Regions from separate parts of the Homo sapiens genome. Here region 2 is linked to region 1. The links are chromatin contacts, found by POLR2A ChIA-PET in ENCODE. All regions are on one chromosome and are shown on one strand. Each heading gives the region's core, a stretch centred on a gene start or an enhancer-like site at or near the end of the contact. The rest is flanking DNA. Distances are from core to core; before and after follow the strand shown.

What was found. ChIA-PET counts read pairs that join two places held with the same protein, here RNA polymerase II (POLR2A).
Region 2: POLR2A ChIA-PET joins it to region 1 with 10 read pairs in T-cell. The contact joins two enhancer-like sites. POLR2A ChIA-PET finds 5 or more read pairs at or near these places in 2 of 52 experiments (T-cell and activated CD4-positive, alpha-beta T cell).

Annotation. Positions count from the first base shown.
Region 1 is chr4:87,018,713-87,022,119 of GRCh38, forward strand. All of the region lies in intron 2 of AFF1 (ALF transcription elongation factor 1), which reads left to right. Among named protein-coding and RNA genes, the nearest start is that of AFF1, 85 kb to the left of the region's middle. Within about 2 kb of position 1,344, at least 3 of the 41 ENCODE cell types and tissues checked have a DNase peak (open chromatin) inside an H3K27ac peak, as active enhancers do.
Region 2 is chr4:89,301,794-89,305,196 of GRCh38, forward strand. The region is part of intron 1 of GPRIN3 (GPRIN family member 3); the gene reads right to left. Among named protein-coding and RNA genes, the nearest start is that of GPRIN3, 4.3 kb to the right of the region's middle. Within about 2 kb of position 1,503, at least 10 of the 41 ENCODE cell types and tissues checked have a DNase peak (open chromatin) inside an H3K27ac peak, as active enhancers do.

The DNA of each region.
Region 1 (3,407 bases), core at 94-2,593:
AGCCCTGTTTTTAATTTATTTTAATAAAGGCAAAGTGAGTACCATAACAACCTAGCTATGAACTTTAAAATAGAGACTATAGTTTCTAAAACTTAGGCTTAATTGGCACATAAATGTAAACACATTAAACAAGTGTTGAAAAGAAATTCGAGAGGACATTTTTCTTTGGGAGCCATCAAATAAGGGATGTGGTAGAATTTAGAAAGGCCCCCAGGTCAGTGAGGTACAGTTATAAGGAAGTGAAGATTTAGACAGTAAGGAGGGCATTCCACCTGGCTATTAAATATAAAGGTTAATTTACAAAACAACCTTTTGTATGTGTGAAGGACTGTTATGGGAAGTGGGGTGAAAGATGGTCTCTATCTCTGCCAAAAATAGATCTTGAAGAGATAAATAGCAAAGCCCATGAAGGAAAACACAGAAGTGGTGTTCTTTTTTATATATTTAGCAATAGGAAATAATCTTCTGCCTTGGATAGTTTAGGAAGTAGCAGATGGTTTAAGTACCAGTGATATTATGATTATATATTGGTTTTCGTCCATGGTTCCTGGCCCATAACTCCCACAGTCCTTGTTAGTCTTTTGTTATAATGGTGGGGCACTTTAGGCCTCAGGAGACAGAATCTCTCTGTGACCTTCTCTTATCTTCCTTTCACTTGCCCAAGGCAGGACTCTAATCTAATTGTAAGTCTAAAGACTTTTATTCCAGAGAGTTCCTGCCCCATACTCTGGAGGAAGGAATGCTGTACAGAGAGGCCAAGAAAAATCTGAACTGAAGGGTGTTGGTTGATTTAGATCATACCCTTTTTGTCCAGTCACATTTCTACATGGTTGTCAATCTTGCCTACACTATGAAGTCTTCATAAAAGGCCCAAGAGGACTGGGTCTCCAGAGAGCTTCTGGATAGCTGAGCATGTGGAGGTTTAGGGAGAGTGGTGTGCCCAGGGAGGGCATGGAAGCACCACGCCCCTTCCCCCATATCTCACCTTACACATCTCTTCATCTGTGTGCTTTGTAATGTCCTTTACAATAAACCGTTAAACGTTAAGTAGGTGTTTCCTTGAGTTCTGTGAGCCACTCCAGCAAATTAATTGAAACCGTGGGATCCCAACTTGAAACCAGTCTATCAGAAGTTCTGGAGGTCCAGACCTGTGACTGGTGTCTGAAGGGGTCGGGGGGGGGCAGTCTTGGGGACTGAGCCCTCAACCTGTGGGATCTGACTCCATCTCCAGGTAGTTGTGTAGATAGTAGGAAAATCTCCTCCTCCCACGTTTGATCACAGAAGTCTTCTGTGTTGACGATTGTTGTGTGAGAGCAGAGGAAAAACACAGAATTTTTTGAAAACAGCACCTTTTTCTCAAGGGATTCTGTGGCTTCTTGAAAAAATGTGATCACAATAAACTACTGTAGGAACTGAAAGTTTTTGTCCTTTGTGTATCACAGCTATATTTAATTACATAAAGTTGCTTCAAAGATCTGCATTCATTATCACCTCATCTCTTTTGTACTTCTCTTCACAGTTATTTTCAAATGAATGTATTGAGTTATAGACCTTTGTGGCATAATGATTGCTTTTATGAATGTTTCACGACCATGTAAGAAAGAACGTATTTGCTTTATTTTCAGAGTCCAGAGATAAATGTGGTTTTGTATCTTATTTCTGTATTCTTATTTTGTCTGTTTGATCTGCCATGGACTAAGAGATGAATAAAAGCCTCATATGAGTACACTGCTATCTTAAGTTTCTTTGCAAATGTTGATGCCATGTTTTTGTTTTGTTTTGTTTTGTTTCAGATGGAGTCTTGCTCTGTTGCCCAGGCTGGAGTGCAGTGGCGCAATTTCGGCTCACTGTAACCTCCACCTCCTGGGTTCAAGGGATTCTCCTGCCTCAGCCTCCTGAGTAGCTGGGACTACAGGCACGTGCCAACATGTCCGGCTAATTTTTTGTATTTTTAGTGGAGACAGGGTTTCACTGTGTTAGCCAGGATGTTCTCAGTCTCCTGACCTCATGATCCGCCTGCCTCAGCCTCTCAAAATGCTGGGATTACAGGCGGGATTACCATGCCCAGTAATGCCATGTTTTTGATGCACAGGTAGTCATCATTGTTAACGTCGTCTTTTCAAATTGTCCTGTTTGGCAATATTAGTTTTTAATGTATTCTTCCAGAAGGTTTCTTTGAGTATAGGTGATATTTCTTAAAAAGATGTGTATCTTTTAATATATTCTGCATGCGGATTTTATTTTGGTTTAAGGAGTGATGGAAGATTTCTGAACCCTTCCTCTCTTCCCCAAGACTCACCATTCTGTTCTCTATATTTAAGCGCCATCATCAAATTCACTGTACCTTTGTATGCGTTTTAATATATGATCGGGCTGATTGCCCTTCTTTACCCTTCTGAGGTGCACTCTCAGAATTTTTGTGGCTGTTTTCTCATGTAATTTTTCTGAGTCTTCTGTCAAACAACTTGGGGCCTTGTAATAGGATGACTTCCTAACAAATTTGTAAAACCTCATCCTGTTTTTCAGAAGTACTAAAGTTTTAAATGGATTACCGTGTTCTTTGTAGATTTTCATGGAATGGGAAAGGCTAAAGTAGAGGGCCAGGGACTCCTGAGTCACTCACCAGACACCACTCATTTATCTTGGAGACATTAGGGAAATCCTGTTTGCCTCAGTTTATCCAGAAGTAAAAATGTACATTTGCTCTTGTCATAAATGAATGTATTTTTAATGTAACTCTGTAAGAGTGGAATCATATTTCTATAGGTGATTTACATCTGGCTTTAGGCAGAAGCAGTGTTTCACAGTATCATTGTTTCTGTGGATAGTATCCCACTTTCTGGCAGACTTGATTGAATCAGTATGCCTTGGAAATAATAGATGTAATTTAGGCTCTTTAGAATCTTTTTTTGTAGTTCAGTAAAACAAAACTAATTGTAAGTTAATTGTAATTAAAAGAGAAATGTCTTCCTGAATCTCAGTAATTTGTCTAAACATTTTCTTTTTGTTCCCTTTCAATCTTTTATTTATGCATTAAATTTTTTCACATTGTTGACTTATTCTTTATGTGTGTTTGATAAGTGATTTAGTCAACACATAGGGGAAAAAGGGGTTGGGATTACTTTAGACTGTTATGATTTTTGAGATTGTCATTTTGAAGAGGAACAGATAAATCTTTCACATCTTTATGCTTAGAAATGCCATGCTAGGGCGGGCGCAGTGGCACGCGCCTGTAATCTCAGCACTTTGGGAGGCCGAGGCCAGCGGATCACCTGAGGTCAGGAGTTTGAGACCAGCCTAGCTGACATGGTGAAACTCCATCTCTACTAAAAATACAAAAAAATTAGCCAGGCGTGGTGGCGGGTGCCTGTAATCCCAGCTACTTGGGAGACTGAGGTGGGAGAATG
Region 2 (3,403 bases), core at 253-2,752, 2.3 Mb after region 1:
AGGGGCTTTGGAGATATATCTCCGTCCTCCAGCTGTCCATTACTGAATTAGCAACAATGCTGAGGTCCCCAGAGATGCCTGACATTGTGAGTTTTTACTCTTCCAGCCTCCAGAATTTTTTTAAGGGTTCTCTTGCTTCTGTAAGTGTCACAAAGCTGTGAATCCTGACTAAACCAATCTTCTAGAGGTGGCTTGGTATCCACGCTATTTAGGATCCAAGAATTAAAAATTTTAAATGGAATCTGGTGTGTAAGGCCAAGAAATTGTCTTGTCTTAGATCACCCAGCTGATCCCCACGATATTTCTGCTACGCTAGACCCTTGGGACAGAGATGAGATCATGGCATTGTCATTTAGACAGACTTACTGAATTGACTCTCAATTTTGGAGGAAGGGGTGCACAGTAACTGATTCTCCTCCCTCACCATGGAGAAAACTCTTGGACATTGTCTTCAGGTCCTGGTCCTTTTTCCCTTAGCCAAGAATTACTGGGGAATTAGAAAGAGGAGTTCTGGATTTTTAGCTTCAGCTCTATTAGTGACTAGAAACAGTTATTAACTTCCTTGGGACTCATCTGTAATCATTTATTTCTTTGTAAATAAAGGCAATGGTTTCCAAATCTGGGTACTGGAATCCTTTTGGGACCTTTATAAAAATACAGATTTCTAAGCCCCACCTCCAGATTCAGATTCAGATTCAGATTAGGGTCATTTATAACTGCCTGGTAATAATAATTGGGGCCCCAGATTATGCTGCCAGCTTCAAAATAAAGCCAATAATTTAATTACCGACATGAACAATTAGAAAGCTGTTACTATGTTGCCAACTCCAATATGCCCAGTTAAAAAGCTGTGAAAACTTTTCTCACTGGCATTCAAGAGAGTACGTAATTTAAATTGTAAGAGTGTATACATTTTCTCCCTGAAATTCAGTAATTTCAGAATTTCAATCCAAATGCAGACTCTAAATGTTTTTGTTATTCCAGACTTGACTCTTACGTGCAAAAAGTTAGATTATCACTAATTTGAACACTCTGATATGGATAAGAAAGAGGTCCAAGTCATTTTTATTTTTTTAAAAAAAGCAAAGTTCCATATTTGGTTGCATTCCAAATCAACTAATTCAAGCAGATGAATCTCTGACTTAACTGGCCCTGGTCTTCTGTTTTAAGGTATAGCTTCATTTAAAAGGGTGAAAATATCACAAAATTGTTCTATTCCAGAGAAAAGACACCAAGAGCTGAATGAAGCCCACCAAGAAAATGTTCAGGAACACAAGTAAAGGTTTTCTTCTCTAACTTTGTCTCTTCAGAATAACTGTTAGGGTACAGCAAAACACAAGAATAAATTTTCTAGAAATGCATACAAACATATTTAAATATCTAACTAAGAAGATGGACAAGTCATAGAGCAACTGACGAAAAGAAAATATGGCAGATGCTGCCGTTCCTTTAGGAGTTCATGGCTACCAAGCGATCTGGTTCATCTTCACAGCCTGTCAGTTCCTCACATGACCACCTCGGCCTTCTGTGCCAACGACTGTAGTTGCATTCTGAGAAATGAAATAATCACGCCACAATGTGGTGTATCTCGTAATGTCAATAGTTCAACAGTAACATTCAACTGAACAAGGCCTAACCAGTAAATTACTGCAAAATAAATAAAAAGATGGCAGGAAATGGCAGATTTATGATGTTATGGCCACTCTGGCTAGATTTTCTTAAAGTAGCAGTATTAGGAAAATAGATCTTAGTCATAAAATAATTAACAACTCAAAAAAGGTCAAATATACAGAGCTAGAGAATAAAACAGTGATTACCAGGGTGAAGATGATCAGGGGAGGAAAAGGGGGCATCCAGGTCAAAGGATACAAAGTAGTAGATATAAAAGATGTATACGTTATTTGGTTCCACTACAGACACCGTCACCATTTTACATTTTATGTATATACATGTATACCATTATATATATTTATATATAAAAAATATAAAATATGTATATATGTGTATATATAAAAAATATATAAAATATGTATGTATGTATCTTATAACATCACGTTGTATACTTTAAATATACACAATGAAATTTATTTTTTTAAAAAGTAACTCATGTAATATTTCAGTCCAAGCAGAAATTCTACTGCAGTTCTCTTCCAACTTGATATTTATTTCTTCTTTTCTAAATGATTCTTAAATATAACTGCCATTACTTCCTCATTCTTTGCTTCCTCCTTCTATAGACATGAAATCAGCACCCCTTCCTCACTGCACATCCAGGTCCATCCATCTTTTATAAACTAACTCAAGATCCCCCTCCTCCTTGAAGCCTTTCCAGATTAATTCAGTCCCCAAGGATCTTGCTCTCTGACTTTACTGCCATGTACTCACTAAATTGTAAGTCTTGCCTTCCTCAATCAGGCAATTATGCTATTCAGAATATTGCGGAAAATGCTTGTCTATCAGATCTGTCAGATCTCTTGGTCGGCTCTTGGCATCTTGCAAACTGGGAACATCTCTTCTTTGTATCACTTAAAGCAGTAGCTTTCAGACTTTTTGGAAAATGATGTATAATGAGGTATACATTTTATATCACAGTCCATTATGCAGGCTTGCACACACACACACATACGTATATATATATTTAAGGAATTTCATGAACAATACTTACTCTTCTGTTTTAGTATTTTATTTTTCAAAAATAAAAATGCTGATCAGACTCACTAAACTGACTTCACAGTGTGCTAGTTTGAAAAGCACCATTCTTGAAGGGCACTTAATGATTACTATGGGATTACTGTAACTATTTCTCTCATTTAAAAAATAATTTTTAAAAATGTATGTGGCCTTTGGGGTCTGTTTAGCCTGTGTTCCTGAGTTACTTGTTTGTTCAGTCTGTTTTTTACACTATCATATGTTTGCCTTTTGGAGTCATCTAGGACAAATAAATACTTAGAATATACACTCTTTGTCATTCTTTTCCCCTGAGCCCTATTCTCATAAAAATAAGAATCCTTGAATTTTTATAACTCATTTCTACATAATTCAAACCTCTATTCCCTCATTCTCTCTCTTATTTTTCTAATATGCAAAGTAGGTGGTAGACATTTGTAGATGAAATATTTGAGCCAAAAATAATTAAGACTTTTCCCCCTTTAAGCAGCCTATTGTAAATTAAGGTAAATATAATTTCTAGATATTTGAAGAATATAAATTTGGGTAATCTGAATACCATAGATCCTCAAAATGAATGCATTCACCTAAATCACCCAGATAAAATGGTTTACTGACCAGATGAGTTGGCAGGCCTTTTGGACTTCAGTTTGTAGGTGGATCCTGCTGCCCTCTCCATTCTCGTCTTACCATCTTTATGTACTCACACTGTTTTTCAACCACCTGGAGCTATGTA